Linked DNA regions of Mus musculus: all the other regions are linked to region 1. A link is a loop called in an ENCODE intact Hi-C map of the cell type or tissue named here. Cell type or tissue: heart. All regions are shown on one strand.

Region 1 (8,000 bases):
AAGAATAAGTGAAGGTGCACGACGCAGAGGGCCTAATGAGTAATAATTCCAGCGGTTACCATTTGCCTCTGGATGTTTCTAGCGACACTGGACTCTTTCAGCTATAACAATGCTTACACAAATGTTTCTCAGCCAAATTCACTTATTACCCCCCTGTATGTTCAGCCCCTATTTGTAGGGACTGTTCTCAATTATTACTTCATTCACTGTTAAAGCAGCTTTGGTATTTTGAGATTGTTTTTTTTTTTTAAAAAAAAAATCCCAACTGTAGTCTCCCCTCTTCCCCCATCTCAATCTACTCATTCCTGTTTCTATTCAGAAAAGGGCAGGCCTCCCATGAATATCAACCAAACGTGGCATATCAAGTTGCAGTAAGACTAGGCACCTTCTGTCGTATTAAGACTGGATGGGGCAACCCAAGATGAAGAAAAGGGTCCCAAAAACTGTCAAAAGAGTCAGAGACAGCCCCGTTAGGAGTCCCACATGAAGACTTCGCTATACACCCACAACATGTACGCAGAGGGTTGAGACAGTCTTATGGATGTCATGTGATCACTGTGTAACCTCGAACCTGCAGGAAGTGCTGGACTGAGTGGTGGCAACCTTTATATTTCTTTAGGGCTTCAACACTAAACAGACAAATGGGGGAAATACAAAGTGAAGTATTAGAAATTGAAAACAAGGGGCCCACAAGATGTCCCAACCGGTAAAAAGCACTGCTTGCCCATCTGGGTTGGAGCCTTAGGGCCCACGTGGTAGAAGGAGAGAACTGACTCCCAAAAGTAGTCACAGACCTCCAGATATATGCCTTGACACATACGCACCCACACAAGTGCATGCATACAAAATAAATAAAAGGCAATTAAAAATAAAAAGAATTGAAAACAGGAGCATACATAATTTTCAGCTAGGCCAAGAAACATAATTGGGCAAGTGGTATTCTAATCTCTACTTTAAAGAAGAGGAACTTCAGTTAAAACATCAAAGCCAGAAGCATGCTCTTAAAAACCAAAACCAAAAACAAAACAAAACTCACTGCTCCTCTAGATTGCAAAAATACCATTAAAACAAAACAAACAAACGAAAAAAAAAAAAACCTTCTGTTGTATTTTTCTTGGTAAACTTACAAAGTAGGATTTTTCTTGTCACTATCCTCTATATGACATCCTGGGGAAAACAACTGTGACTCAAAAAAAAAATTAAATATGAGAAAGAATGGCTCCATGATAGAATAAACAAAACAGGAAGCCTCAAAGGGCCATCAGATCATTAATGGAATAATAAAGTTGCTGTTCCAAGTTACAAAAACTACTCTCCCTTCACTGACTTCTATGGGCAGCTACTGTGAGACCTGGTAATACGTTCTTACATCTGCAAGTTAGTATGCACTTCTAAGCACACACAGCACCTTATTTATCAAAAATGTTAGGAGTGTTTTGTCTGCATGTATTAATGTGCAGAAGAGGATGTAGGAACCCCTGAAGCTGGAGTCCCAGATGGTTATGAACAATCTTGTGGGTTCTGAGAATTGAACCTGGGTTCTCTGCAAGAGCAACAAGTGTTATTAACTGCTGAGCCATTGCTCCAGCCCACACAGTAGTTTAACAGTTATGTGCCGAAGACCCTCAGATGTCTAGGCCATTTGCAGTTTTGGAGATTTTAGTACATTAAAAAGTTAGATGTACAGGACTGCAGAGCACCTGGCTACTATTGCTAAGTGTCTGCATATCTGTACTATTATTTAGAAGATAAAAAAATCTGATATATGCCCAGTTAGTGCTGACTGGGTAGATCATGGGCCACACATCAGTGGTAGGATGCCTGGGAACTAGCCCAATAGTTATCTGCTTTGCAACATCGAGGGACTTCGCTGCAGTTTGCCTTCCTTACATATATCTGTTGAATCACTCAACGGAGGGAGGAAGCACAAACACACCTTCGATGCCTTTTCTCAGAGAAAAATAAGTGGAAATGACAGGTACTCACTTTCAAAAGTTGGAACTGGGAGGAGCGTCTTCAGACCAGCACTGGTGGGAAGGGCTGCCCAAGAATCTACAATGACAAATCAAACCATTACTGTTACACTCTGATCACTCCTGACAGAGGTGTCTAGAAGCACGGGGGTACGAGTTCCACTAAATGGGCTTCCAAGGAAGCAACTAGGCTCACGGAGCACCGTCTCCCGCACATGACCAGGACCCAGGCCTCCGCATAGTGGAGGTGGAAGAAGTAAGGAAAGCGCAGGACCTATCGCAGTAAGCATAGACTTTGGAATGTGGGGAGGAAGATCGGGGAAATGCCTTTTTAAAAGATGAAACAGGTTTCTGACCTGAAAAGTGCATCCGCAGGAGCGGCGCGGGGACGCGCGTCAACAGCCTCCACATGGCCACGCGTGTGCTGCCGGGTCAGGTTTCTCTCAACTACAACAGTGGCTTTTCCCAGTTCAGAGCTTTGCCGGCCCGCGGACACAAGACAGGAAGTGACGTCATCCTGTCCCACCTTTTATAGAGTCCTGACGGAAGTAGAGGAAACTTCCAGCACCTGGTTCTGGAGCAGGTTATCTGCGGGTTAAAGGTCCCACAGGCCAAGCCACGCCCGAGGTGTTTCAAGTTTCCGCGAGGGTCTTCTCAGTTTTTTTCTGTTTAGTGACAGCTCTGGGTTTTCTCCTTGGTGTAGAAAGCTGCGAAAGCCCGAGGTTTTGTAAGAAGTTGTTCCCTTAACTTTCCGTACATTTATGTCTCTTCTCTAGGGACATAGAAAGATGCTATTGATTTGTCATTGGCTTATTTACTGTGCGCTTGCTGAGTTTGGTCTTGACAAATCTATCAAAAGAGCTGTAGCTGGAGTTTTCAAGGTAAAAGCACTGGCTTGGGCATTCCCAACCGGCTGGGTTCGATCACCTGTCCTTTTACTTTTATAATTAAAAAAAAAAAAGATTTATTTATTTATTATATATAAGTACACTGTAGCTGTCCTCAGACACACCAGAAGAGGGCATCAGATCTCATTACAGATGGTTGTGAGCTACCATGTGGTTTCTGGGATTTGAACTCAAAACCTCTGGAAGAGCAGTCAGTGCTCTTAACCGCTGAGCCATCTCTGCAGTCCCACCTGTCCTTAATATGCTAATTAAAAGAAAGTAACCTCGAAAAGCCATTAATTTAAGGTAGCTTCATTTGAAATAATAAATGATGGACTCCAATGACCATTCAAGATCATTTTCATGGCCCTGATATGAGCTTTAAGCTATTTATTTATTTATTTATTTATTTGAGACAAAATCTCTATGTAGTTCTGGCTGTTCTAGAACTCACTATGTAGATAGGCTGGCCTCGAACTCACAGAGATCTGTCTGCCTCAGCCTACACAGTGTGGGATTAAAGGCATGTACCACCACACCTGGCACCTTTAAGTTTAACTAGTGGACAAACTGGGGCATCGAGTGGGGAGTCCGCTAAAAAGTATGCATAATTAAGCAGTCCTGGTCTAGGCTGATCATTGCTTCAGTTTTGGTTTGGTATGGTGGTCATCTCAAGCTGGCATAGATTAACAGGATTAATTTGTTTCTATAAATGATCAGTTTGGTTTCAAGATTTAGCCTTGTCTTCACAGAAGAGGGGTAATGTTCTGTCTTCAAAGTTTTTCCTTTAAGAAATCCAAGAGAAGGAGCTGGAGGGATGGCTGGGTCGTTAAGGGGATTGGCTGCTCTAGTGAATGGACCACACCATAATTTAATAAGGAAGGGAAATGAAATAATGTATAATTATCCTTTTGGAAATGTTGGACATATAATTTTTCCTGAGGCTGGAGCTTTGTAGTGATTAGAACAAGAGGATTTGTATCTAAGCTTTTAGGAGACAGATGAAATTAGCAAATGAGACTGATGTCTGTTGTGTTTAAATCATGTTAAATCTGTGTGCTCTTAAGAATTAATTTCACAAGCAGTAAGTACAGCCTTCAATGCTTGTGGATAAGATATACTGGGGAAATTGCTTACAAATCTATTCACCTGTGCAATACATCTGCTTCCCAAGTATTAAGAGACTCTACAAATCCACCCCAGGACACAATTTAACTTGTTTATTGATATTCCTCCTTCTGCGCTGGCAAAAGGCCACATTTTGAAAGACCTGAGAGTGGTCAGAACTCCAAGTCCCCTCTTTTTAAAAGAGATGTAATCCATTCCACGACAGGTGCCACCCATGCCAGGAAGGTCAACAAAGGTGTGATAAGAGGCAAGCATCTTGGTTGGGAGGAGTGTAAAAATGAAGAAATGAAGAACCTCCTCCTTCCTGTCTTATCTTCACTATTATCTCTCTACTTAAAATAGCACTGAGCCGAGGGACAGTTTCCACTAAGGTTAATTCAGTGTTGTATTATGTAGTATTGGGCATTTAGATTTTGAAATTATGTTCTTTGTAACTATAAGGGACAATTTAAAAAGATATTTGCATATAAACAAGACATTTACATCTATGTGCAGGTGCCCACACTGGCCAGAAGAGGGAGCTGTAGTTGCTGCGCAGATGCTTGTAAACTGCCCGTACAGGTCCTCTGAAAGAACAGCTCTTAACAGTTGATTCATCTCTCTAGTCACTAGCAGTTGCCATTCTTAAGTGGGAGAGTAATGAAGAAACACAATAGCAGCAAGAAATAGCAAAATATCAGCCCAACCCTTTCTAGATAAAGGTAGTGAACAAAAGCTGGGTGAAATAGTTGATTAAAGTTGATGTGTGATAACATCTTCCAGTCTAATGGATTATAAATCACATAGTGGTGATATGTCAGTTTTCATTTCTTCATTGATGAGTGATATCTAGCTTTCCCTCATGCTTTTGATTTCAATGTTTGTGATTTGCTTGTATGTATGCTAGTTTGTTTTTTATATGCACTTGTTCATGTTTCTCTTATCAATTCAAAACTGTTTGTTATGTCTCATAGGCAGATTCCCGGTTTTAATTTGTGTGTGTGTGCTGAAACTAGAAAGGGGACCAATAGGAGGAGAAGTCTTAAGAGAGAGAGTTGGGGAAGGAGGAAAGAGAAGAACAAGGGATAGCAGAATACATGTGACATGAAAGGATGAGAGGGAAATGGAAAGGTACCAGCAGAGGATGGGGCAGGGAGAGGATCAAGAAGAAAATGTTTGTGAATGCCTCATAACAAAGCCCATTCCTATGTATACGAATTTAAAAAGAATGCGTATTTTAAAGCCTGTGTTATGTGTTGAATTTCCTAACTACTGCCTAGTTTTATAGATTGAAACCATCTTTCCCACTCTGCAGACTTGCCTTTTCTGTGTCTCCACTGGAAGGAGTAGAAGGTTTCATCTATTTGGTTCCAGTTTTGTTTGTTTCCTTCCTTTCTTCCTTCCTTCCTTCCTTCCTTCCTTCCTTCCTTCCTTCCTTCCTTCCTTCCTTCCTTCCTTTCTTTCTTTCTTTCTTTCTTTCTTTCTTTCTTTCTTTCTTTCTTTTCTTCTTTCTTTTTTTTTTTCTTTTTGTTTTTTTTTTTGAGACAGGGTTTCTCTGTGTAGCCCTGGCTGTCCTGGAACTCACTCTGTAGACCAGGCTGGCCTCGAATTCAGAAATCCGCCTGCCTCAGCCTCCCAAGTGCTGGGATTAAAGGCGTGCGCCACCACCGCCCAGTGGTTCCAGTTTCTTAAGAGGGTGTTGTACATAGGTCACTTACATGCCTAATCAAAGTCACATACAACTGTGTACACTTCTTTTTTTTTGCCATAGGCATAGAAGTTTAATCCATTTCTCATACAAGGAGGCAACAGCAAGTAGTAGAAGGGTGATCATGTATTGTGGCTTCAAGGGACCTCATGCACAAGGCAGCAGATGACCGGCCCTAGAACCTGCCCACCCACCCCCACAAGCTACTACAGTGGCTCCGGTGAATTGAGTCCTGAAAAGATACTTCCCAGCAAATGCACCCATAGTGAGGAAAGTAAGGGGTTCTCCTGCCCACTCTCAACCAGATAGAGCAGTGCAAGGTGGTGAAGCCTCTGGAAGAACAGTTTTATATCGTTTCTATGACAACACACTTCCTTTGGGCAGTACTTAATGCAGATTCTGCTCTCGAGGAGCAAGGCTCCTGTAGTGGGTCTTCCTCACTCTGCTGCTGTAGTGGAGTGGACACTGGGCCCTCTGCAGGGCCAGCAGCTCAGTCGTCAGCCTAGCAGACATATCCACACTGACCAAGTACAAGGTTTACTTGCTAAAAAGGAAGGCTTAGCTAGTTTCAGTTCCTCATGAAGTGTTATTTCCTGTTGAAAAGCAAAGAACTAAGCCAACCCTCTATAAAATTGCCAGTCCTTAACCGAGGCCTCAGTTACGGGATAAAGGTCTCTCTCTCTCTCTTCAGTGCTCCTCTCCAGGGGTTCTGGGTTCTACTTGACACCCACAGGCTTCCACAGATGGCTAAGAAGCATGGCCTATATGGATCAACCACCCACATACTCAGTACAGTCAAGGGCAAAGGACAGAAAGTTGTGAGCATGAAGCCTGAAGCAAAGGTTCCACCCAGCAGGCCAACAAGACCACACACTGGGGCTGGCTGTACCCTACAGCTGGTGACCCAGGTACTAGCAGAACATAGGAATACTGGCTTCACCACAGATCCCTATTCACACCCCAAACTAAAGGCTTAAGCTCACTCAGCTATTTGCAGGAGTTCAGGGGCTCAGCTCCACTCCCTCCCTGCTCAGCCTCTGGGGATGATGATGGGCTGAAGCTGTGGGGACCATCTCTGCCTCTCTGTGCTGTGAACTCTGCAACAATTCTTCTGTAAGAAACAAGGAGGATGCCACATCTCCTTCCTTGTCTAGGTCCTCAAAACCATTCCCATGATCCTCCCTGGACACATAGCACTTTGGATAGCAGGGACCAGCAGTTGCTTGCAGTGCCTGAAGACTGGCAAGGGTACAGTCAGCTAAACAAGCCACTAGTCTCACTGTGTGAGTTAATTAATTAGTCCTTGGGGAGGTTGGGGAGTGGGGTAGGCAGGTCAGAGGGCTCTATACCCCAGATCTCCCGGGTGTATTCAGTGATGGTTCGGTCACTGGAGAACTTGCCAGAGCAGCCTATATTCCTGATCACCTTTTTTGTCCACTACTTGGAATTGCGGTATAGATGGTCCACCTGGGCCTGGCATTGGATGTAGGCTTCATAGTCTGCAAGTACCTTGAATGGTACATCAGCATGTTAACCACGTCCTTGAAGCAGTCTGGATCTTTGGGAGAAAAGAAGCCACTGTTGATCTGATGATCCACAACCTGCCTCAGCTCAGGCAGGCGCTCATAGAATTCTCTGGCATTGTACCCTTTCTGGTCCAGGGCCTCAACATCTTCTACCCGCATACCAAAGATGAAGAGGTTCTCCTCTCTGGCCTCCTCGGCCATCTCCACATTGGCACCATCCATGGTGCCAATGGTGAGCGTTCCATTGAGCATGACTTTCATGTTGCCTTCATGTACACTTCTTACTTGGGGAAAACATCTTCCTTTTTGTCTCCCCCCCCCAGCATTACAAAAATATATCTGACTGGCTACTCCTCCAAAGTTTAGCTTTACTATCTATGGCCATTAGAGGGCCCAATATGTCTGTATAGTCAGACACCCTAGCAGAGTGAATTCTTGAGCGAAAAGAATGATGTAATACTGAGCTTGTGCATGCATTTGTGATCTGCTAGGACAGTTACATTTGAATTGACTTTTTTTTGTATTCCAGCTAGTATGTATTTGTTATTGTTATACTGTTATAGACAACTTAGATATCTTAAAGGGGTCTCTCTTCTCTTTCTCAGTGTGTATCCCGGTCTGGCTCACTCGCACTTTGGATTCTGCACCCTCCTGTTTATTGGGATTACAGGTGGGCACCACCATGCCTGCTGAGATGACTATTAACCTTTTCTAAACTAAAGATAGACCAGGCTCCTCCTTTTGCCAAAGAGGACGCTGGTGTTTTAGTTGGATGCTTGCCTAGGCAAGCCACTGTGTT
Region 2 (8,000 bases), 420 kb after region 1:
CTGATAAGGCAGAGAAACTACATAAATAAAGCTAAGAGGATCAAGCAATTGGTGTAGCTGTGCCAGATCAAAAGGAAAGAGTGCCATTTCACAGATGACACTTGAAAACCAAGTATGAAGATGATTACAGAAAGTGAGCAAATATTTCAAAGCATTGAACAAAGGCTTCCTGGGTGGTACCCACCTGTCAGAACCTGAGTAGCACGGCGGGTGACCCTCACAGCCCTCCCAGTTCCTAGGAAAGAATTCAATATGAAGTCACAGATTCAAAACACCCAATTTTGTGGTCAGGTAAAGGAAGTTAAAATGAGATCAGAAAAGCAAAGTGGTTTGGCTCCCGCCTATGCTCTTCCGGAGAAGATTATTTCTCAACGCTGGCTTTGATATCTGACACATTGAAGGCATAAGAGTCTTCACTACACGGTGATGGTAGCTTGTCCTACTTGTTTGGCATGAAATTGTACAATAACGCATTCAGTAGAGTGTCCAGAGCAGAACATACAATAAAAGCTATTATTTGTGTTGATACTGATAGATACATATTTGTACACCCTGTCCCAAAGTGGGTCCCCATCTGTAGTCTTCAAACGTAAGCTCTTGTTACAAATGTGAGGCAAATCAAGCTAAAACTCTAAACATCCTTCTCCTTATCTGTCTACAGATGAATGGAACCTGCCACCCTTGAGTGACTTCTCTGATTCTTACCTAATCATTAGAAATCTGTGTTCTAATGAGTAATCGACAATTAATTGTTGGTCAAGCCTAATATTTTAAACTCAAGTTATATCCTGAATTTGTGGGAAAGTTCAAATATGATTCTCTTATTCATGTAAATATTTTAGCCATTTTAAAAATCAACTCATAATGTTTAATTTACTTCTAGAAGGCTTTTTAAAATTAAACTTATATAATGAATTTAACTACTAGAAATTTCTTTTTCTTTTTATCTTTGCAAATGTATGTGTGGTACATGTCTGCGTTTGTGTTCATGTTAATACATTTGTACATGCACATGCCACAATATGTGTGAAGGTCAAAGGACAACCTCAGACATTGGTCCTCACTTTCTACTTTTCTTGAGACAGGATTTTTGGTTTCCTGCTATATAGATTTCAGGTTAGCTGACCCAAGTCTCCATGTCTTCTGCCTCCTTCCTATCTCTCTTCTATCTCTCTTCCTATTTCACAGCAGGAAGGACTGAGATTACAGATGGGTCACCTCCATTTTTGCACAGGTTCTGGGGATCCAAATTCAGATGCTCATACTTTCCCAGCATGTGCTTAGCACACAGATTTGATAGCCTGGATGAAATATCTTAAACCTCAGGATAAGAAATGGCCCGGAAGTGCTGTGGAATGCAGTGCTCTAGACAGCATATAGCTGTTATACACATTAAATCACAGAATCTGTAGTTATGTCTTTAGGACTTGCAGGAGTTCAAGCAGGTTAAAATTTCTAGCATACAGTAGAGAGCCCTGCTGAGCCCCATCCCTAGCTGAGGAACTAGTGGCAATTCATAGCTCCTGGGGGAAGGACAAAACGTTTTCTTTGGTGGCTGTCCACTGATAGTTTTTCATGCCCCAGTAGATGGCTACACCTTTACGAATGTCAGCACGCTCTCATCATTGCTCTTGATTACTTTGACACTTGAGAGTAAGACCCTATCACTGAAGACACAACACAGGAGCCATCCAACATGACTGAATCAAGCTGCTAGTGACCTGGGAGCTTCATCCCTATTGGCTAGCTTTCAAAGAGCTATAAGGTCATATTCTCTAATATTAAACGATGGATTTTTAAAAAAATACATGAAAATGAAGGGAGATGTGTTGGGAAGGGCCTGAGGATGAGATGGAGGGATGGAGTGGGGAGTAGATATGATCAAATACATTTAGGACTAGAGAGACTGCTCAGTGGTTAAGGGCAGTCGCTGCTCTTACAGAATATCAGAGGTCAGTTGCTAGCACCTATGTCATAAGAACATTAAAGAAGGGAAAGGGAACATGGGTAAATAAGAGACAAAATCTAGAAGATTCCCTTATCTCTACCAAGAGTACAGGGTAGAATAAATGTAGAAGAAACCAAAACCACTCTTTGAAATTAGAGTTATAACTACTTTTGTCACTATCATAATTAACTGGTTAATTAGTCTCATGTTCTTAAAGCACATTTTTTGATTAAATTTTTTATTCACTTTACATCCTGATCACAGCTCCCTCATCTTGTCCCATTCCCCCCTTTACATATCCTTCCTCTCACTACCTCCTCCCCTTTTCCTCAGAAAAAGGAAACAGCCCCTCTTGGTAGGACCCTGCCCAGTGACATCTAGTCCCAATATTACTAAACACTTCCTCTCCCACTGAGGCCCAACCAGGTAGGAGAGGGGGATCCAATGGAAGACAACAGAGTCAAAGACAGCCCTCCTCCAAATGTAGAGGACTCACATGATGACCAAGCTGCACATCAGCTCAAAATGTGTAGGTGCCTAGGTCCTGTCCTTGTGTACTCTTTGGTTGGTGGTTCAATCTCTGTGAACCCCCATGGGCCCAGGTTAGTTGACTATGTAGATCTTCTAGTGGTGTCCTTTGACACCCCCTGGCTTGCTCAATTCTATCCCTAACTTTCCCACAAGAATCCCTGAGCTCTGCCTGATGTCTGGATGTGGGACCCTGCCTCAGTTACCACTGGCTACTAGATGAAGTCTCTAAGGTCTCTAAATACCGTTTTGCTATGTTTCTGTCTGCAAGCATAGTTGAATATAATTAATAGTGTTAGGGCCCTCTCCCATACAATAGGTCTCAAGTTGGAGCAGTCATTGGTTGACTGTTCTCTCAGACTCTACAGTCATCTTTATTCCTGTACATCTTCTAGGTAGGGCAAATTTTGGATTGAAAGTTTTGTGGATGGGTTGATGTCCCCTTCTCTCCGCTGGAAGTCCTGCCTGGCTACAAACAGTGGCTACTTCAGTCTCTATATCCCACACTGATAGGAATCTCAGCTAGGCTCTCCCATAGACTCCCCATAGTCTTTCCCATCCCATGTTTCCAGCTAGTCCCAGAGATGCCCCTCCCCACCAATTTCCATTCTCACTCCCAGTCCTGCCCTGCTTCCCTCTACCCACAGCTGATTGTTATCCCCGTGTCTTTCCTCTCCCCTCTCCCACTCAGTTCCCTCTCTCCATCCACCTCCAATGACTATTTTGTTTCCCCTTCTGAGTGAGAGTCACACATCCTTCCTTGGGTCTTCCTTATTATACAATTCCTTTTGGTCTTTGGATTGCAGCATTGTTTTGCTGCATTTTATAGCTAATGTTCACTCATAAGTGAGTACATACCATTCATGTCTTTCTGGGTCTGGGTTACCTCACTCAGGATGATATTTCCTAGCCCCATCAATTTGTCTGCAAATTTCATGGTGTCCTTGTTTTTAATAACTGATTAATATGCCATTGTGTAAATTTACCACGTTTTAAAAATTCATTCTTCAGTTGAGGGACATCTAGGTTGTTTCCAGTTCCTGGGTATTATAAATAAAGTTGCTATGAACACAGTTGAGCAAATGTCCTTGTGGTATAGTGTGACATATAATGGATATATGCCCAGGAGTGGTAGAGCTGGGTCTTGGGGTAAAATATTCCCAATATTCTCAGAAACAGCCAGATTGATTTCCAAAGTAGTTGTACAAGTCTGTACTCTCACCAGCAATGGAGGAGTGTTCTTGCTCCACATCCTTGCCAACATTTGATGTCCCTTGAGTTTATGATTTTAGCCATTGTGATGGCTGTAAGGTGGAATCTCAGACTCATTTTGATTTGCATTTCCCTGATGACTAAAGACACTGAACATTTCTTTAAGTGCTTCTTAGGCACTAGAGATTCCTCTATCAAGAATTATGTTTACTTCTGTACCCCATCACTTAATTGGGTTATTTGCTTTTACACATACCTCTTAACATGAGCAATGATATCCTTAAAACTAAGTTTCAGCGTAATGAATTAATATAATCTGCCTCAAATTTCCACAAATACGAGAATGCAACTGCCCAGAGCCAGGGTTGCATGACTTCATTCATCTCAGGATAACCTTCCAAGGCACCAGAAGTTCACTGAGAATTCTGAGCATGTATTCTTGCCCACCACCACCCTCTTGTGGCTCAATTAAATATATCACATTGATGTTGGGTCTCAAGGAAAGAAAGCTGAAAATAAAGAGTCAAGTACAGTTGATTGGTAGCAAACATTCATTATGTTCCTGGCTCACAAGCCACTTTCTTTCCTCGGATCAGATTTTTTAATATTTTACTATAAGAATCTACATGTGAAGATCTCTAACTCCTCCCCCTCCTTCCATCCACTGTTCTGCATTTATAGCATTTGTTTCATATCACTGCCTAGACCCAGAACCTTACAAATAAGGTGTGTGTGTGTGTGTGTGTGTGTGTGTGTGTGTGTGTGTGTGTGTGTGTGTGATGTGTGTGATGTGTGTGTGTATGTATGTTTGTGTATGGGTGTGTGTATGTTTGTGTATGAGTGTGTGTTTGTATGTATGAGTGTCTGTGTTTGTGTTTGAATGAGTGTGTATCCATGTGTGTGTACAAGAGTGTGTGTATTTCAAACTTCTCAATGAGCTTCCTTGTGACTTTAGCTTCCATGAAGTGCTAAGTTCATCAGTACATCATATGTTCCTGGCAGGACAACCAAGTTTCCTTGAGATCATTTCCATGCCTTGGAAAACATGTTAGAAACTCCAAAAGACATAGGATCCAGTACTAGATCCTAGGTTTTCTGGATCTACACTAGGGTGTATATGTCTTATGCCATCTTGAATGAACTCAGTAATGAAGGTGCATAAGATGATCAGAATGATGGGACAGGACAAAAGGTAGAGACACAAAGAGTACTTTGGAGAAATCTTCCTCTCTTTCTGTCTGTCTGTCTGTCTGTCTGTCTCTCTCTCTCTCTCTCTCTCTCACACACACACACACACACACACACACACACACATTAGGAAAGATCTCTCAACTCACATGATAGGTATGTGTCTTAGTCAGGGTTTCTATACCTGCACAAACATCATGACCAAGAAGCAAGTTGGGGAGAAAAGGGTTTATTCAGCTTACACTTTCCACATTGCTGTTCATCACCAAAGGATGTCAGGACTGGACTCAAGTAGGTCAGGAAGCAGGAGCTGATGCAGAGGCCATGGAGGGATGTTACTGGCTTGCTTCTCCTGCCTTGATCAGCTTGCTTTCTTATAGAACGCAAGACTACCAGCCCAGGGATGGCACCAACCACAATGGGCCCTCCCACCCTTAATCACTAATAGAAAAAAATGCCTTATAGCTGGTTCTCATGGAGGCATTTCCTCAAGGGAGGCTCCTTTCTCTGTGATAACTCCAGCTTGTGTCAAGTTGACACACAAAACCATCCAGTACAGTATGGGTCTATAGTAACTTAAAACGCTACTGGTCTGACCCACTCCTTTTATCCCTTTGTGATTTCTTTATTGTTTCTACTTCCATTTTTAGATCCTGCATGGTTCTGTTCAATTTCTTCACCTGTTTACCTGTGTTCTCCTGTAACTCTTTAAGGGATTTTTGTGTTTCCTCTTTAAGGGCTTCTTCCTGTTTAACTGTGTTCTCCTGTATTTCTTTAAGCGAGTTATTTATGTCCTTCTTAAAATCCTCTATCAGCATCATGAGATATGATTTTAAATATGAATCTTGATTTTCTGGTGTGTTGGGGTATCCAGGACTTGCTGTCGTGGGAATACTGGGTTCTGATAATGCCAAGTAGTTTTGGTTTCTGTTGGCAAGATTCTTGTGTTTGCCTGGTTCGCCATCTGGTAATCTCTGTTAGATGTTCTTGCTGTCTCTGGCTGGAGCTTGTTCCTCCAGTGAGTCTGTAAGTCTGTGTCAGCACTCCTGGGAGATCAGCTTTCTCCTAGCAAGACCAGTGCACAGAGGCTGCAGAACAGCTCCACCTCCTGGGTACAGATGGAGGCAAGAAGGACCCTGACCCAGCTGTTCTGCTTCTGGCCTGCGAGCTCCTGGCAGGTCCCACCTTAGCCAGTCACTGGAGAGAAAATGGCAATCTCCCCTGAGTCTTGGGGGGTGGGGGTGAGAGCACTCCCTGGAGACAAGCTTGCCCCTGGCAGGAACGGTATACCTACTCCTTTTATCCTACAAAGCTTTTTCACTCTTTCTTCTTCCTTGGTTTTACCTCTAATTCCTGAATTCATTATACTGTGTTGCTGATTCTGCTAAATCTTTCACTCATCAACTCAGCACTCCGTCTTCCTGTTTACAGCTTGGACTGAAGATCAGCAGTTCTCCAGAAATCCTCCAGGCCTTCAGTAAATAATTAGCACTGTTTCGGCACCTACTCTGTAGACTGAACCAACTACAGAGTTCTGTCTCTGCTATAAGACAGCAAGGGTTGAAGGACCCTAACAATATTGGGTGAGCCAACTTAAAAACTCCCTTAACACACACATAGACAGACAAACAGATACACGCACACATACACACACCCCACATGTACATTAGTATATATTCATATACAGAGATTTATTCTATTGGGTTTGAAGCTCTCAAGAGCCCTGACTAATACAGTGTAAACCATATAGAATGTTCTGTAATACAACTGGCAGCATTAATTATCCCATATAGTAATAAGGCTTAGTATATTTGATTAGTGGTAATAAAAATGGTTATGAAATTTTTCCATAATGTATTTGTTTAGTGGCAACGAAGATGATTATCATTTTCCATAATTTTTATTGATTCCTTGTGAATTTCACATCATGCTCAATCCCACTCATTCTCCCATATCCACCCTCTGCCCTTGCAAACTCCCTCTGAAAAAAAACTAAAAACAAGATATAACAAATTAAAAAGAAACTTGCTGTGGAAAGTTCAGTATGTCATGATGTGTCACACAGTATACCCTTTTGTCCAAACAGCTTTATTTGAAAATGTCCAGTGGAATGGTCTGATTCCAGACCTCTGGCTTTTTCTACACCAACACTAATTGGCATTCAGCAAGACTCCTCTCTGATACCTTACTATTGCCCTGAGTTATGGAGATTCCAGAGCTTTGGTTCAACAGGACTAGCCATTTCACATGCTCCAGCAGCTCATAAGTAGGGTAGATGTCGTGGTGTGTCAGCTCAAAGCCCTAGATCTGGTCCTAGGTGGTAGCTGAGCTGGTCAAACTATCAGCTCTCTTGCACCCACACCACTAGGGCCAGTTCTCCTGGGGTAAGCAGGTAATGGTAAGGGCCAGCTCTCCTGAGTGCCAGATCTGGCACATGGTGAGGCCAGCTCTCCAATGCTCATGCCACCAGGGCCAGCTTTCCTGAATTGCCCAAGTGACAGATGGAGCCAGCTCTCCTGCACCCATGCCACAATGGGCACCACTGTGTGGTGGCCAGTGGAGGGCAAGGCCAGCTCAACAGGGCTCTCAAACATTGACATGGCTTCAGGTGGCAGCCCAGACCAAGAATGTCCACATGGCCATTGGTGGTAACACAGGCCATGGACATTGACCCCAGACCCCTACTGTGGTAGGGCTACCATGGACCCAGACATGGCCTTGCCAGCAGCATGGGCTCAAACATCACCCATGACATCATGTGGTAGTGCAGGACAGTCACCTCAAACTATTCTTCAAGGCCTTCATGTCTCCCATTACAACTCTCTTCAGTGTGCAGAACGGCTGTTTCTCTTTCTTTACTATCTTTCCATCACTTACTCATCCATTGTAGAGGCAGTAGACTAGGCCTCTGGCCTCTGGCTGTCTGATTATCATTTTTTAAGCTTATAGAAAAGCAACTTGAAAGGAAGAACAGAACTGCATGTTTTAATTTTTAAATCAGTATTATTTCTGTTTATATTGTAAATGCATGTTCACACACTCCCAAGTGAGTATAGCTCTCATCCTTCATCAGACAAGCTTTTGGATGCAGTACATGGAGACTACTACAGAAATCTACAACTGG
Region 3 (8,000 bases), 160 kb after region 1:
GGAAAAGCACACAGCCACAGGAGGCTGGCTGTCTCCAGATAGCCCACGGATTGTCAATAGAACCCGCATGAAGCTGGTCGCATCAGTGAGCGTCTGCTCTTCTTGACCAGAAGGTATCTGCATTACAAATTTGAGGATGCAGGCTTGGAATGGACATGCTGTGGGCCTGTGCCTGGTGCCAGAGAGCACAGGAATCCTCTTGCTGTTACAACAACTCTTTTGCTCCCTCTACTGGGAAGCTTAACACATTGTTCCCTTTACAGGAGAACTGCTTAAATTGCCTTAAAAGGCAATTTCAGAATCGGCTAACACAAACAACATATATTTTGTTTACTGTTCGACATCCAGCACCAAAATCTATTCTTGTGTCTGAAAAGCATTATACAATGATTATTGTATTTTAGTTTATTAAACAGTTTTCTTAATAACGAGCATACAAAAAGTCATGTCATAAGTACTACTTTCTACAATGATTTATTAGATTTCTTTATATGGGGATTTTGTATTGGAGATTGATTCTAGGACCTGACACAGGGAAGGCAAACACTATACCCTGAGTTGTATTTTCAGTCTTCATTTTAATTTTTATTTTGAACCAGGATCTCATTGAATTGTCCAGTCTGGCCTTATATTTATTCTCTAGCCCAGACAGGCTTTGAACTTGTAAGGCTTAAGCCTTCCGAATATCTAGTATTATAGGCAAATATCATCAGGTCCATCTGATGTAAGGACCTGTTAGTCATTTCTATTAGAAGATATGAATGTGGATGTTATGTCTGCAATCACAATTTCAACATTTAGCAATAGGACTAAATTACTATTTTATGCTAAACTGTATTCCTTAGTGCATCTATCTGTACCATCAGCCAGGCACAGAGAGAATAACACTGTGTGAACATCATGTCCTTATCTAAGAAAGCAAACTTGGAGGACAGAAAGAAGCCAAGTTATGGTGGCCAGAAGTCCTAAGGGTATGAAATGAAGAACTACTTGTCTAAGGAATGTAAAGTTTCAGCAACATAAGATGAATAATGTTTAGAATCGTATTGTATACTCTGGTCATCATTTCCCAAATAAAATATGTTTAGAAACTTAAAATAGAAGATTTTAAATATCTCATTAAAATCAGTTGACTAGATGGGTACTTTATTTATCCTCATAAGTCATCCCAGAGACATCAAAGCTCAACATACTCCAATATGTACATAATTATCATTTGCCAATTAAGATAACAGAAACACGATACATTATTTTGTTTAGAATGCACCAGACTTTCTTCACAATTTAACAAGTGTAAACTTGATTAAATCATTTTATTATGTAACAAAAATGCATTACGGAAACATGATGAAAAGCTTCGGAGATGAGGCTGAGTTGAAAGCTGTTCTAATCATGAAATCCTAATGAACAATACATTTCTCATTTTCGTTTTTCCTATTTTTATTGGATATTTTCTTTATTTACATTTCAGATGTTATCCCCTTTCTCGGTTCCCCCCTCCCCCCGAGACTCCCTATCCCATCCTCCTTTCCCCTGCTTCTATGAGGGTGCCCCCCTTCCCATCCTTGCATTCCCCTACACTGGGGCATCACATTTCTCATTTCCTTATTTGTCTTCCTTAAGAGGTCTAGAATTATTTTTTTGCATGCCACTCTGATTCTAGCATCTAGGAAAAAACTCTGAAATTGGTGAGTAAATCTCAGCCCAGTGACTGAATAAATAAAATGTTTCCAGAAGTCAGGACTTCAACTGTGTGGCAGAAAATATTTCCCTCCTACATTTAAAGCTGAACATACGGAAGCACCCCGTGAGGCTTTGCTGGTAACATCAGATTCATTTAACCTCTCGTTCAAATCACCCAGAACTGTCAGTCACACAGAAGAGGCAGGGAAAACATTTCACTCATTCTTGTACACCATTTCTCTAAAGGCATCCTGACTGACCAAAGATGAATATGAGGACATGCTTGTCTGTTTCAGGCAGGCCTCTCTGCACAGGTATATGACTGGTCATCTTGCAGAATCATGTATGTGAGGCTGTAGGCAGGCTTCTAGATGCAAGTCCGAAGATGGTGGGATGAGAGCAAGTCAGCCACCAGGTGGTAAATACAGTAACTGAGACCACGGAACTAGATTCATCTCAGTTCCTTGACTTTAGTTTCCTACTTTGTGTCTGCTTCTATATTTCTGAAGTAAGAGGAATAAATAAAATTTCCTCAGCATTTGACAGGCCTTCTTCTGCAGCCCCTGGAAGAGGAGAGTTGAGCTAAAACCAAGTTGAAAATTGTTGGCAATCAGACACGTCTATGGACAGCTAGAAGTGACTTCAGAACAATTAGGCATCTTTACAGCCAGCCCTCGAAGGACCCAGGTACAAGAGTTGTAGGAGGAATGGCACCTGCGACCTCTGTGTTGTTGATTCCGTGTCACCTCACCTCCAACCCCCAAGGGCAGGCAGGGTTGGGCATCGAGTAGTCCGGGGCACAGGCAGCAAAGAATCACACTTCCAGACTTTGGCCAGGGCCTTTTCTCTTTGGGTCTTGTGATCTAGAGGATATGTTTGGAACTTGGACTTCCATTTCTTACATTCCTCAGTATGAATTTATTTTTAGGGTAGGAATTATTTGTGATCATTTAAAGTACAGTAGACTTCTGTGTTGATGTGTGCCCCTCTTTCCTTGGATGCAAAGTAACCTGTTGGAACCCTGGTAGGCTTGGTTCAAGCATTTTCTATTGCATTGTAATCAGTTACACAAACCTAGAAACTTAAATAAACCCCCACATCTTTATTGACACTCAGCATCCATGTGTCAAGATAGGGATATAGTTTTGTCAAGTGCTTGCTTATAAGTTGTAGGCTATGCTTGTGCTGTTGGATGGATTGCCGTGTCCTATAGTGATTCTGGTTCTCTTTCATGATCACAGGGCAGAATTCATTTCTTTACTGGTTTAGAATGAATGGTAGTGTACTTTGAGAAAACAGGGAAGCAAAGATGTCAAGTTCTTTTGAGTTTTTTTTTCTTTGAATTGGCACACCTAATTATTCTAGGTTCATGTATAATAATATCCTCTATGATAGAATCAAAGTCAACTGATCATTATGGCGATTAATCATTTTTGTGTGAGGGCTGGAGAGACAGCTCAGCAGTTAAGAGGACTGACTGCTCTTCCAAAGGTCCTGAGTTCAAATCCCAGCAGCCACATGGTGGCTCACAACCATCCATAATGAGATCTGATGCCCTTTTCTGGTGCATCTGAAGACAGCTACAGTGTACTTAGATATAATAATAAATAAATCTTTAAAAACATATTTTTTTGTGTGAACTTAATCAGATCTGCAACCAATGAAGAGAGATTCTGGAGGGCAGTCTTTAAGGGGATTTCAAAGGAGGATTAACTGGATGGAGAATACTCTCCCTGATTGTAAGTGGGCAATATCTTCCCACAGCAATACAGAAATAGAGGGTTGGAAAGAAGAGGTGCTGCCACCTGCTGGTGTAGTTTTGCACATCGGCTCTGTTATTATTGCTGCTGCTCCCATTATTGGCTGCCAAACTGAACCCAACTTCTTTGGCCTTCCAACATAGACTAAAGATTAGCAGATCTCCAGGAATCCCCCAGGCTTTCAGTGCCAGATTGAGACTGTGAAGACATCAAGCTTCATGGGCTGAGTGACTCGTCTCCTCTGCACTGTTTAACTGCTTAGCTGGGATCATGTAAACTCATCTAATAACTTCCCTTTGCAATATATAAATATATGTATATATAATACATACACATTCATTCTCTCAGTTCTGCTCCTCTAGAGAATTCTGGCTAAGACATTGACCATCTCACAGAAGTGGTATCACATTTTATACACAGGTGTGCCCCACACAAATGAAGAGAAAATATTAGTGAAGAGTGTTGAATGACATCCTGACATTAATGGTGGCACAATGACTAAAGAAAAGCTGCTCTTTCCACAATCCCTGTTTCAAAATATGCCACCTCATAGAACATTCCATGATGTTGAGAATTCTAGAGGTTTCTAGATTTTACTCCAACATCTTGTTACAATAAATTTCTCTGGGATACTGAAAACACATCAGGAATCCATCTTCTCTTTCAGTCTGGGCACATCTGGCCATTGTTTTACTATGAGACCTGCAGAAGATTCTTCTGGCTTGAAATCAGGAAATGGGATGAAGTAGATGGTGCAAAAAGTATGCCAATTGTATCCTACAGAGTTTGATGACTTCTGAGTGAAGTGGCTAGTAAGCCCCAGAGCTGCTCACTAACCTTATGACCCCTGGATCCAGAGGGACAGGCACAAGTCATAGCCAATAATAAAATAATAGTTTCTGGTGTGTCACTTGTGTGTCAGCAGGTGGCAGAGAGGAAAGAGGCTAGGTCTATACTAGGTCTACACTAGGTCTGCACTCAGTGTTCTGAGCTTTGAACATCTGAATGATTAGTAGCCTAACATTCCTTGAAAAAAGTGAGCCTGAAATGATCACCAGTCTGATGCCAGGCAGGACTGGATGGGTTCCCAGGGTGGAGAGCACGACAGAGACTAGAAGGACCCCACATGGGACTGTACACCCTGGGAAAGAGTAAGCCTGTGATAGAAGAAGGAATAACTGGGAGGTAGGGGTCAAGGAGTGTGCCTAAGATGACCACAAGACTGGTGTCATGGGGCTTGGACATGCATCCAGCCTGAAATGATCATCAGTTGGATGCCCCACACGTGTGATCCTGTAGACCGTGACCGAGATGATTCCTGTCTGGTTCCATAGTGCATAACTGAGGCTTGGCATTCCTGAGACCACTCCTGAGATGCTCAGGTGCTCAGAGACCCCTGGCACCACCAAAAGGAGCAAGCAAGTGGAGGAGAAATTGAAGAGAAAGAGAAACAGAAGGGTGTGGGCACAATGGAGAGAAGCAGAGCTGGAGACTCCAGGGTAGTGAGGAACAGCCAGATGTGAGTGCCAGTGATGCCACTTGGGACCATGGTGGGGTCCTGGCCTGTGCAGCTGCCATGGACCACATCTGGGTCTGAGGCCCTACAGCAGCAGAAGTCTGTCACGAGTGAAGGCTAAGCAGATGTCTCTGGTCTGGGCTGCTGATTGGGGACATCTTGATATCTGAGGTCTCATCTGAGCATCTTGAGAGAGTTGGCTCTGGTGGGCTAAGAGCAGGAAAGCTGACTTCGCCCCTAGCCAGCTCAAGTTCTCAAAAGAGTAGGGCCCACACTTGAGGAGTTGCAGGTGAGCAGCCTTCAAGGATAGGAGCATAGGAGTCTCCCTTGTGTGGCAGGAACAAGGAAGAGACAGCCTCCTCCTACCTCTCCCCTCACCACCTTTGGCAGGTAGAAGACCTGGCCCTGGGATCATGAGAGCTGGAGAGCTAGACTTACCCCCACCCCCAGATGCAGCACTTAGGGTGAGACCTGCACCTCACCTGGTCAGCACAGTAGAGCTGACCCGGATGTGGGGTCTGCCAGTGAGTGGGCCCCAAGGGTGTAAACATGTCTGCAACTAGCTTGCCATGAGACAGAGTGGGTGATGGAGAGATACCTTCTCCCTCCCTCTTCCTTTGCCATCTATGGCAGGTGGGAGAGCTGGCCCCAGGGTTCTGAGAGTGTGAGAAGTGGTCCTGTCCCTCACTGGCATTTGCCAGTGAGCTGCACCAAGGGCCTGAGAGCTTGTGATCTGACAAGCTCATAAACTTCTCAGGCCCAGGTTCAGGGCTTTGAATTGACCCACCCCAATATCTACCTCATCGATGAACAGCTGGAGTGTATGAAGGGAGTGGTCCTATAGATCCAAAGCTATAAGATCTCCATGACACAGGGCAACAGGATATCTGAGAGGAGTCCCAGTGAGGTTTCAGTATTGATAGAATAGCAGAAGTCAGAGGTCTCATACCAGACCAAGAATCATTGCAACAGATATTTTCAAGCAAATAAATTTAGACAAAAGGGAATACTGTGGGATACACTGTGACACACTACAGCTTCCACAATGAGATTTTTTTTTCTTTGCTGGGGGGAGATGGCAAGGGTGGAGGACAGGTACCAGAGGAGGGGGAGGTAAGTGGGGCTGTGGTACATGATGTGAAATTTGCAAAGAATCAATAAAAGAAAAAAAAACAGTGCCCATGAGACCATTGGGTATTCATGTCTATTTTTGCCCCCCCTTTTTTGATTGGAAGTGTTTCCTGGTAACTGTCTAACTACCAAAGAAAAACTTAGTTGTATTCTAATAGTGATCTAGATTTTTGAGCTTTGCAGAAATCATTAAATATTTTGTTAAGTTCATTGATTAAAGCCTTTATAAATGTAGCATATTATTTATTTACCTGTAGATTTTAGTTTTTAACCCCATGCATGATCCCTCTAGCATGGAGTAGTTACAGAGCTGAGAAAAGCTACTCTGACTGACATTCTACTTAACACCACAAGATCACTGGCCTTGGGGAATATGACGTCTAACTCTGTTCATCTTCCTTGTTCCATCTCTGCCACAACTTTCATGACTCATAAGTTTGGGAAGAACGGAAGTTTTTGCTTGGTTTTGTGATACTCATATCATTGTGGGCCAAGATGGAATGTGCAGAACTCCACTGACACTAAGTCAGGATCTGAAGGCAATGCTATCCTTCGCAGACGCAAACCAGCTCGGAAGAAGAACACCTTTGTCAGTTTTCATAACAACTTGGTTCACTCTGTCCATTGGCACCCAATAGACACGTAAGCATAATGCACACTGAGGATCAGATCAGAAATTAGGGTCTCTGAGATGCTCAGCAGGTTCAGCTCTGCCACTGAATGTGTATTCTAGATCTAGGATAATTAGAGAGACACAAAATTCAAACCAGTGATAAAAATGTCAGTGCTGTCATGATGATATTTTATGGGAAGGAAAAGTAACCTACAAGTCTCCCAGAACTGGTCCAATTAGTCATTTTCCTGGTTACTGGAAGTCTATGAAAAAGGAAGTAAAGGCACATTCACATGTCCAGACTGTAAGCGCCACTTCCTGTGCAGTGAGCACAGAAGAAGGAAGGGCTGGGACAGTTAGAACTTCACAAGAAGGAACCAAGGATCAGACTGAGAAAACCCATAGTTAAAGCTCTTGGGGTTTCTGAGAGCTCAGCTGGAAGTGACTGGGTGACAAGGCGCACAGGCTCAGGTAGGCAACCCTGAAGAGAAATTCCTTTGTACAGCACTCTATTTCTGGGACTGCACTGTAAGAGATTGCTGGTGCTTATGGAAGCAATAGAGACACTGGGACACTTCAGAACTAAATGGGCAAACGGAATGGGTATTGGGTTTATATCGGTCCTGGCTGGTTTTAGTTCCATGATCTTGGTGGTCACTGTCCTAAGGTCATGTAATTAACAAAAGCAGAGCTCTTGTACCTGCAAAGGCTTTTAAGCCATTCACTAATTAGGCAGTCTAAGGTCTGAGAGTGGAACAGAAAAGAGAGGCAAACTGAGCTCAGAAACCAATTCCACAGGCAACTTGGTTCTTCCTAACAAGGGCACAGTTCTAATCTTGAACCTCAGGTTACAACTCCAGGGCTTCTCACTCTGCATTCAGGTGCTTCTCCACACTGAGGAGACTTAGACACAGGCTGCCGCAGGCAGGTGGGAAAATAGGGTGAGGAACCAGAGACAGAGACAGCTGGGATCCAGCACCCAACTGTGTGTAGGCAACTGGTTAATAACAAAAACTTTAAATATCTATTTAGCATCAAGCCTATGTCATTATAAAATCATGTGTTATTTTCACACATGAATCAAAATTTACCTCTGAAATTCTTTTTTGATTATGACATTACTAACAAATAGAATTACTGTGAGGGTTCTAAACTATGATGAAATATGCTGGAAATAACACTATGAGACAAACAATGAACAAATAGCTCTCAGTAGTTTGAGTAGTAGCATAAATTGGAAAAGATTGAAGATCAAATTTTAATTATATCTCAAGACTGGTAGAACAACCTGAGGATA

The links. Hi-C counts contacts between places; a loop is a spot of excess contacts. Peaks named below come from ENCODE experiments on the same cell type or tissue, not always from the same donor. Only the 100,000 strongest peaks of a DNase experiment are listed, where the experiment ranks them.
Region 2: a loop joins it to region 1, with 4 times the contacts of the local background. A loop is called at or near these places in 21 of 42 quality-filtered maps.
Region 3: a loop joins it to region 1, with 5 times the contacts of the local background. A loop is called at or near these places in 35 of 42 quality-filtered maps.

What each region holds. Positions count from the first base shown.
Region 1 is chr19:11,764,854-11,772,853 of GRCm38, reverse strand. Mrpl16 (mitochondrial ribosomal protein L16) reads right to left here and starts at 2,439. Exons shown (of 4, transcript NM_025606.3): 1 at 2,330-2,439; 2 at 1,987-2,052. The coding sequence starts at 2,384. It overlaps Gm46655 (a long non-coding RNA gene), which reads left to right and starts at 5,568. Exons shown (of 3, transcript XR_001782678.2): 1 at 5,568-7,871. In heart, a CTCF peak has its summit at 4,501 (motif pointing right); a DNase peak (open chromatin) is centred at 2,493; H3K4me3 peaks cover 1,508 bases; H3K27ac peaks cover 954 bases; H3K27me3 peaks cover 700 bases.
Region 2 is chr19:11,348,213-11,356,212 of GRCm38, reverse strand. No RefSeq gene overlaps it. Among named protein-coding and RNA genes, the nearest start is that of Ms4a7, 16 kb to the right of the region's middle. In heart, CTCF peaks have their summits at 4,170 (motif pointing left) and 5,978 (motif pointing left); a DNase peak (open chromatin) is centred at 5,932.
Region 3 is chr19:11,603,848-11,611,847 of GRCm38, reverse strand. It overlaps Ms4a6d (membrane-spanning 4-domains, subfamily A, member 6D), which reads left to right and starts at 7,044. Exons shown (of 7, transcript NM_026835.2): 1 at 7,044-7,174. It also overlaps the pseudogene Gm24599. In heart, CTCF peaks have their summits at 240 (motif pointing left) and 3,490 (motif pointing left); a DNase peak (open chromatin) is centred at 7,027.